2 separate regions of the Homo sapiens genome follow, and region 2 is linked to region 1. Evidence: chromatin loops called from intact Hi-C (ENCODE). Cell type or tissue: Caco-2. All regions are shown on one strand. Each heading gives the region's core, and the rest is flanking DNA. Links, peaks and the distances in the headings are about the cores only.

Region 1 (4,399 bases), core at 217-4,216:
CGACCTCCCAAAGTACTGGGATTACAGGCATGAGCCACTGTGCCTGGCCCTTATGTCCACTTTTTATGGTTTGAGGTTACTCCAAATAAATTATAAACCCCATGAGGACTAGAACTATACCATGTCTTACATTTTGCACTCATAGAGCTACCCGTGCATGCTGATTAATTCAATCACGTGTTAAGAAAAAGCTCAGAAATATTAAGGGAGAGTCCTCTGTGGAAGAAAGTGCAGTGGACATTGTGAACATTTGTGAGTGAGAAATGGCCTAGTACATTGGAGGACAGTTTCATGACACTAAGTTGTTATTCTTACGCTGTATGCTTTCTCATCATTTCCACAAAGATAATTTAAGAATGGGAAGTAAGACCTGATGGGGAAATAAGAAGCCAGAATTATTTAGCTGTGAGAAGAAAAAATGGAAGAGGACCTAACAATCTTAACATTTGTGAAAATTTGCTATCCAGAAGCTAGGGTTCTTCCTCCTTAGGAATGAAGAATGAGGTGGGGCATAAGCATATAATCACATGATGAAATTTAAGTATGTCTAGATAGATTTTTCACTACAAGGGTGTCAAACAATAAAATGAGTTCTGAACTTTGTATAATGTATTTCTTTTTCTTTTTCTTTTCTTTTTTTTTTTGAGACAGTTTCTCTCTGTCACCCAGGCTGGAGTGCAGTGGTGAGAACTTGGCTCACTACGACCTCCATCTCCTGGGCTCAAGCAATTCTCCTTGAGTAGCTGGGATTACAGGTGTGTGCCACCACGCTCAGCTAATTTTTGTATTTTTTGTAGAGACGGGGTTTTGCCATGTTGGTCAGGCTTGTCTCAAACTCCTGGCCTCAAGCGATCCTCCCGCCTCAGCCTCCCAAAGTGCTGAGATTACAGGCGTGAGCCACCATCCCAGGCCTGTATAATGTATTTCTATGGTAGTTCTAAAAAAGTCTTTTTAAAATGGATTAAGGGTAATTTTGCCTAAAAGTAAGGAATTGAGGCTGGTTGTGGTGGCTCACGCCTGTAATCCCAGCACTTTGGGAGGCCAATGCTGGTAGATCACAAGGTCAGGAGTTCAAGACCAGCCTGCCCAAGATGGTGAAACACCGTCTCTACTAAAAATACAAAAATAGGGCCGGGCGCGGTGGCTCACGTCTGTAATCCCAGCACGTTGGGAGGCCGAGGCGGGTGGATCACGAGGTCAGGAGATCGAGACCATCCTGGCTAACACAGTGAAACCCCGTCTCTACTAAAAATACAAAAAATTAGCCGGGCGAGGTGGCGGGTGCCTGTAGTCCCAGCTACTCGGGAAGCTGAGGCAGGAGAATGGTGTGAACCCCGCAGGGCGGAGCCTGCAGTGAGCCGAGATTGCGCCACTGCACTCCAGCCTGGGTGACAGAGCGAGACTCCATCTCAAAAAAAAGAAAGAAAAAAAAAAAAAGTAAGGAATTGAATAAGATGGCCCCATCTTCAAGGCACTACCAGGGATGAAAGTGCAGGAGAAGAACAAGCGTGCATGACAGCTCTCATTTTCTCTTTTTAAAAAAAATTTAAAATTTCTTATATTAATGTCATGTATTTAAAAATTTTTTTTTCTTATTTAGTAGGACTTCAGAATGACACAGAAAAACAAACATCTCTCATTGTCAAGACATACCCACCCTTTTCCCCAGAGGCAAACCCAGTTCTCTTTTTCCTCCAGGGAATCCAGCATAGACCTCTCTATGTGTTTAGGAGTTTGGAAAAAAAGACCAAGAAGGGAAGTATCTTGGAAGCCACTTCTGCTTTCCTCCTTGTGACATATTAATATTCCCTGCAGCAAAGAAGCACGGGGCCTACTATCTTCCTGAATATGGGACAAGAAAGAGGAAAATACACAGAGAACGCCATAAATACCTATCTCAAAAGCTCCATCCTCCCACACAGTCAAATTGCGCAAGCTTGCTCAGCTGAGTTAACAGGGAGACTCTTTTGCCTGCAAACAGGTCAATCACCAGTAAGCCATTATACTTGATACCTACCCTCTTCTACAAATTAACTTAGAAATTCTGATTGGGAAAGAAAAGTCAAAGGTCAGAGGAATAAAATGGGTGCGTAAAATTGTTTTCATAGTTTACATTTATTTTTCCTACAAGTTTAATTCCAGTAGGTAAAATATTAAAAGTATGAGCACCTGTAATCGGGGTCAATTGATAAAGTTAGAAAATTCCAGTAGGTATTTTGTCCTTTCAGAGCATGACTCTACCTTTAAAAATGTCAATGAGAATGTAATTTAGATAGTTACGATTGTACTGTAAGAAGAATCACCTGATGATTTGTAGTAAATACTCTCATGTATATTTACATTTAACTTACATCCACTGATATTTTTTCCTAAAATAATCTGGTAAAGAGCAAGGCAAGTCACTACAAGCAGTTTCTTCAGTGATATGTTTGCAACTTCTGTAATAACTTTTGCTCTGTAATTATTGCTTTTCTTTTCCTAGAAGCTCATGTGTTGACAAAGGGAAACATAGGAGTCTCCATTTTGTCTGGAGACTTCTCTGTTCTTCTGCTTTAGTTTTGGATACATTTATGCATATGATAGCAATGCTAAGTAAAAGTTATATTATAATTAGAATATATGGTAATGTAGGATGAGTAATATGTGTGTGTGTGTGTATGTATGTGTGTGTGTGTGTGTATATATATATATATATATATATAACAGAGATTCTTTGCTATTACCACAACAAATCATGGGAAACCACAAGGGCTTTTCATGCATTTTTCTATTTAAAGGGCCGTCTATATAGAATATTTGTCAAATCCCTACCATGTACTAAGTGAAAGATTTCTTTCCTAAATATTTTTACCATTTTTCTTACTTATAGTTTATAATTTTATTTAATAGAAACATTATTTCCTTTAAGTATTATTTAAAGGGAACATGGCTTTTAATTAAATACCAATGTTTCAGCTGTGCATGGTGGCACGTGCCTGTAAGCCCAGCTGCTTGGGAGGCTGAGGCATGAGAATCGCTCGAACCTGAGAGCTGGAGGTTGCAGTGAGCTGAGATGGCACCACTGCACTCCAGCCTGGGTGACAGAGCAAGACTGTGTCTCAAATAAAAAAAAAAACAAAACCCACAATAAAACAAATAAATATCAATGTTTGTTGAAACTATTCCTTAATTATATTTCCTTAAACTTATTCTAAAGAAAAAGATATATACATCTGCCACTAATTACCCATGTCTATATATCATGGTTCATAGAATCTGGGACATTAAAACTGCACACACGGAAGCCAGCAATTAGCTGTCAGTGTAACGTGAGGATGTGTGTCTGACTTTTTCCTTAAGATTCCAAGAAACAAGAGAAAAACCTTTTTCCTCCAGCATTTTCTGAGTGGCATAGCAATTGAAGAATAAATCATCTACATCAAAATTTTTATCACATAGAAATGTGTACTCCTAGAGTATTACACAGAACAAAGAATTACCATGGATAATTTCTTCTGGACTTTTGGCTTTGCCTGACCTTCTGTCACTCTAATCTTCATCCATCATGTATTGATTCACCAAAAAACTTTTATTGAGAGCTAGTAAGCTCTCAAATATACTATGAATCAGGTATATTCTTAGAAACATAAAAGCAAATGCAGTCTACGGCCGAAATGCTGAATTGTGTCCCATGGTCACTGTGGGAGCTCAGTTCTACTAACTAACTTGGTTTGGGGTGGTGGTGGTGAGGGAGGGTGGCTCTGAGTTTCAGATTGACCACTTGGCATAGGGTGGGTGCTTTGAGGGCTAAGGCAATGGGAAGCGGCTCAACCAGACAGTCTCCTGAGAGTAACAGCCATGCAGTCATGTCAGAGCAATGAGTAGAATCCCAGGCAGGTGGTCTGTAGTAGGGAGGCCTGGAAGTGTGTAGCACTGCCCTGGTTTGTGGTAGTGCTATTCCTTTTCCCAAGAGGTCAAGAGCCAGATGGATCACAGGCCTAGAGTACCTAGGGTGAGAACTATGAAGGATAGTATTGTTTACCACCCCAAAGCTTCCCCAGCCTCCTTCCTTTGCTGTGAGGGGTAGCCATGTGATCCAATTCTAATGCAAGAACTATTAAAAGATGTCTGTTGGGAGTAAGGGGCAGGCTTTTGAGAAATCTTTTGCTTTCCTGATAAATAGGGTTAAGCATACCTGGCAAGAACATTTTTTCTTACTTTTGTTTTCCAGCCTTGAATATGAGCATGCTGCATGCTGCAGCAGTATATAGTGATCAAAGGCAACAAGCCAAGGATGATGGAAGAACAAGAGAGAAGCAGGCTGGTTCTTTGACATTGGACAGCCAGAGTCCCAGCCCTGGATGGCCTGTTCCAGACATCTTGTCAAGTGAAAAAAAAAAAAAAAAAAAAAAAACAAGGA
Region 2 (4,399 bases), core at 199-4,198, 53 kb after region 1:
TAGTTTTGAGGCTTTGAGCCTTTCCACCAAGGTAGGTTCCTACACGACATCCATATTAATTTCCATTTGAATCTTTTCACTAGTATCATCTATTTCCTTGGATAACACATCAGCAGTAGATACTTTCACTTCATCAGAGGACCTGGGAAAGAGCCGTGCCAACAGAGTTTGGAATGGAGGCAAAACTAATTTTGGAGAGCTCCAATGTGTGTTGAAAAAGAAAGCAATCAAATAATTGTGTTGTATCACATCCTGAATATGGTCTCAGGCCTTCTGCCAGGTAGTCAGAGAACATTTTTTATGAATTTGATTTTTTTTTTCCGCTAGGAAAATTACCAAACCTCAGATTCAACCAGAATAGCACAAGAGGAATAGCATGGGCTCCCTGTCATTCGTTCACAGTACATTCGGGAGGGAGAAGAACAATGGTTTGTAAAATAGGTCCATACATAATGCATGATGTCAATAACACTGGGTAGCTTAGTGGCTCACATTGAGTGACCTTCTCAATATATTATTTATGCCTTTCATGTTTTTTTCTAGTATAACATCTTTTTTCCCTCTGGTCAAGTATTCTATTGCTCATTTATTGTGTTTTAACCACAAATGTCTTGCCACTATCAGTCACATGGCTCTAAATGAAATATAGATTATAAAAGGAAACACTTCCCACACATTAAAAAAATGATTTCCAGCTGGTCTTAAAAGTGTCTGCAGTTCCCTCTGGACGTAAGCATTTATCTGCTAATGCTTATCACTTGGGACTTTCCCTGCTGTTTCAAAAGTGGGAACGTGGAGATTAAAGCCAGTGTTTTAGGAGATTAGTACAGTTGTGTGCCGCGTAATAACATTTTGGTCAAGGATGGACTGCATGTATTACGGTGGTCCCATAAGATTACAATACTGTAGTTTTACTGTACCTTTTCTGTGTTTAGATACGTTTAGATGGGCAAATACTTACCATTGTGTTACAATGGCCTACAGTATACAGAACAGTAACGTTTTACACAGGTTTCTAGCCTAGAAGCAATAGCTAGACCCTGTAGTTTAGGTGTGTAGTAGGCTACACCATCTAGGTTTGTGTAAGTACATTCTATGATGTTCACACAACGACAACATCTCCTAATGACAATTTCTCAGAATGTTTCCCCATCGTTAAAAAATGCATGATTGTATTGAGAAACATAAAATTGGATACAATAAATATCACACTTCTATAAGAAGGTTTTAAGCACTATACAGTGAAATTATGTCTCTCCTCCAGAAAACAAACAAATCTGGCCGGGCGCGGTGGCTCACACCTGTAATCCCAGCACTTTGGGAGGCCAAGGCGGGCAGATCACGAGGTCAGGAGATGGAGACCATCCTGGCTAACACGGTGCAACCCCGTCTCTACTAAAAATACAAAAAAAAAAAAAAATTAGCCCGGCGTGGTGGCAGGCACCTAGTAGTCCCAGCTACTCGGTAGGCTGAGGCAGGAGAATGGCGTGAACCCGGGAGGCGGAGCTTGCAGTGAGCCGAGGTCGCGCCACTGCACTCCAGCCTGGGTGGCAGAGCGAGACTCTGTCTCAAAAAAAAAAAAAAGAAGAAAAACTTAAAAAATACAACCTTTTTAATGTGTCAGGAAATACAGAGCTTGGTCTGTCTGTGATCAGGAGGAATGAAGTTGTGTATTCAGAATGATAAAGTATAGGTGTGTGTGATGAAGTCCCAAGTGATCTGTAAATTCCTGCAGAGGACCTCACATTGCTGGGTGAAATCTTTGTGGGAAATTGGTAAAAAGAAAAAGACCCAGCAGGTACCCTAGAAACTCTAGACCTAATACAGATTCCCTTCTTTATTGGTGGCTCTGAAAATTTTTCACACTGCTGCAGGTACTTTGGCCTTGGAGACATCTTACTGGGGACTTAACAATGAGAAAGACTTAGGGATTCATCACTTCCAGGCAACTGTAAGGAAAAGGGAGATCCCCGTGCCTGAACTTATAGGGTTGGATAATCATTTTCCTTCCTGTTACACAACTTGGTTTTCCTGGCTGTGGTGCTAGGTTTATAGCAGTTACAGGGTTTATTTAAGGCAATCCAACTTTGGACTTCAATAAGATAAATAGTGATATCTAAAAGAGACATAGTGAAGAAATCACACTCAACATGACAAAGCATTGAGATAAAAAGTAATAAAGTCCAGAAAAACTCTTCAAACAGTAATTTTGCTTCTAAAAATCCTTTGACTTTGATGTGTCCATCAATCATAGGCCTATTTTTGCTTCATTTCATCTGTCTTTGGCTAAAATGGGTGGGATGAGGCTTTTTGGATAGCAGTAGTTGGTTTCTCCTATTTTCTCTTAATGGACAAAGAAGCAAGATTTATGTCTGGAAGACTTGCTGAAAAGAACGAAGTGACCTCCCAGAGCCACCTAGTACCTTAGCAATAATCTCCCAGCTGAAATCATTGTTGCCTTGATGAGCTACAAATCAGGGTGGCATTTCCCAAACAGGATTCCCCCAAACTCAAGTTGCTTAAACTGCTAATATTTTCATTCTGTTCTGTTTTGTTTTAGCCATTGTGTATGGTCAAAAAAAAAAAAGATATGAAAAGTCCTGGGTTAAACAAATTTCAAGGGGTTTTTTTTTTTTTTGCAGGATATTTCAAAATATTTAATGTTCTAATGTGCATTGCATGTCTTGGAATTAAAGGTGTGCCGAAAACAGTTTGTGAAACATTGAACATTGGAGAGAACCTGTGGGGAAGTGGCCCATGCTTGGGACATCAGTTGACTTCTTTTTTGTTTGTTTTGAGATGGAGTTTCACTCTTGTCACCCAGGCTGGAGTGCAATGCATGATTTTGGCTCACTGCAACCTCCACCTCCTGGGTTCAAGTGATTCTTCCGCCCCAGCCTCCTGAGTAGCTGTGATTACAGGGACCCACCACCGTGCCTGGCTAATTTTTTGTATTTTTAGTAGAGACAGGATTTCTCCATGTTGGTCAGGCTGGTCTTGAACTCCTGACCTTAGGCGATCACTCGCCTCAGCCTCCCAAAGCAGTTGACTTCTTGGCTGCCAATGGTTAAGCAATGCCACTGGACAGCCCCCTGTGTGACTGAGGGATAGGGATGAAAAAGGCAGGAAAAAAAGGAAGACAAAGCTGAAAAATACAGAGGAATACGTAGAAGAAAATAAAAATTCCTGCTTCATACCACCCCAAAATAACCATTTTAAACCTGCAATATGTTTCCTTCTAGTCATCTTACTGTGTGTGTGTATGATTATGCTCATCATATAAATTACCCTTTTTGTTTTTTGAGATGCAGTCTCGCTCTGTCACCCAAGCTGGAGTACAATGGCGCAGCTCACTGCAACCTCCGTCTCCCCGGGTTCAAACGATTCTCCTGCCTCAGCCTCCCTAATAGCTGGGACTACAGGCGCCCGCCACCACGCCCAGCTAATTTTTGTATTTTCAGTAGAGACGGGGTTTCACCACATTGGCCAGAATGGTCTCCATCTCTTGACCTCATTATCCTCCCACCTCGGCCTCCCAAAGTGCTGGGATTACAGGCATGAGCCACTGCGCCCGGCCAACTATACATTTTTATATGATAATCATACTATGTATAATTTGACATTTTGTATTTTAAGTTTAATACTTTATATGTATGTACTTGAAAGCATAAACTAAATATAGTACTTCCATATCATTATTTTCCTATTAATTGATAATTAGGTTATTCCCAACTTTAGTATAAAAATAAAGGACACATAAATGGCACACTGAAGAAATCAGGTTCATAGGAAATAAACAAAAGGCAGCCATATTTTTGTCTTTCAAAATTTTGACTTTAACAATGTATCCAGGGAAGGAAAGTATTTCCCTTAACCCTGAAAACTTGGGCAGTCCCATGAATTTCTGAATTACAAAGTTACTTTAAGCTTCATTATCTCCACTCAGAAATTAAAACGTCTAGTCCAAAATAAGAAGTCACATTTTAATCTTCATTTAAAGGTATGGCTCTTCCCATCCCCAGGTAGGCCAGTGGCAGGTTGTGTGTGGTCAGCTTCTTCTTGTTTCCCTCTTCCCCTACTCAATAGCTACTGTTGCTGACCTGGGGCTGGGCAGGGAGAGGGATGAGAGGTAAGGGGATGAGACGGAGAATTCCTACGTGGTTGTCTCATAAGCTGCGGCAGTCTGCAGCTGCCTCCCTGTCAGGGGTGCGCTCCCTTGATGGCAGCATTGATACAGTCTCCTTGGGCTGGCCGTTGTCCTGGGGGACCCTTGCTTTCCTGCAGTCCACTCCGTACAGACTTTCTCAGCTGGGTTCTATCGTTGTCACCCACGTGGTCTTGGGTAGGGTCCCTTTTTAAAATTATTTTATTTTATTTTATTTTTCCAGACGGAGTCTCA

Evidence for each region. Hi-C counts contacts between places; a loop is a spot of excess contacts. Peaks named below come from ENCODE experiments on the same cell type or tissue, not always from the same donor. Only the 100,000 strongest peaks of a DNase experiment are listed, where the experiment ranks them.
Region 2: it touches region 1 in a loop (7-fold over the local background); 1 of 110 quality-filtered maps calls a loop at or near these places.

What each region holds. Positions count from the first base shown.
Region 1 is chr2:203,550,110-203,554,508 of GRCh38, forward strand. No RefSeq gene overlaps it. Among named protein-coding and RNA genes, the nearest start is that of RAPH1, 17 kb to the left of the region's middle. In Caco-2, for the core only: no CTCF peak of the experiment used is centred there; a DNase peak (open chromatin) is centred at 1,922.
Region 2 is chr2:203,603,462-203,607,860 of GRCh38, forward strand. No RefSeq gene overlaps it. Among named protein-coding and RNA genes, the nearest start is that of RAPH1, 70 kb to the left of the region's middle. In Caco-2, for the core only: no CTCF peak of the experiment used is centred there; a DNase peak (open chromatin) is centred at 1,986.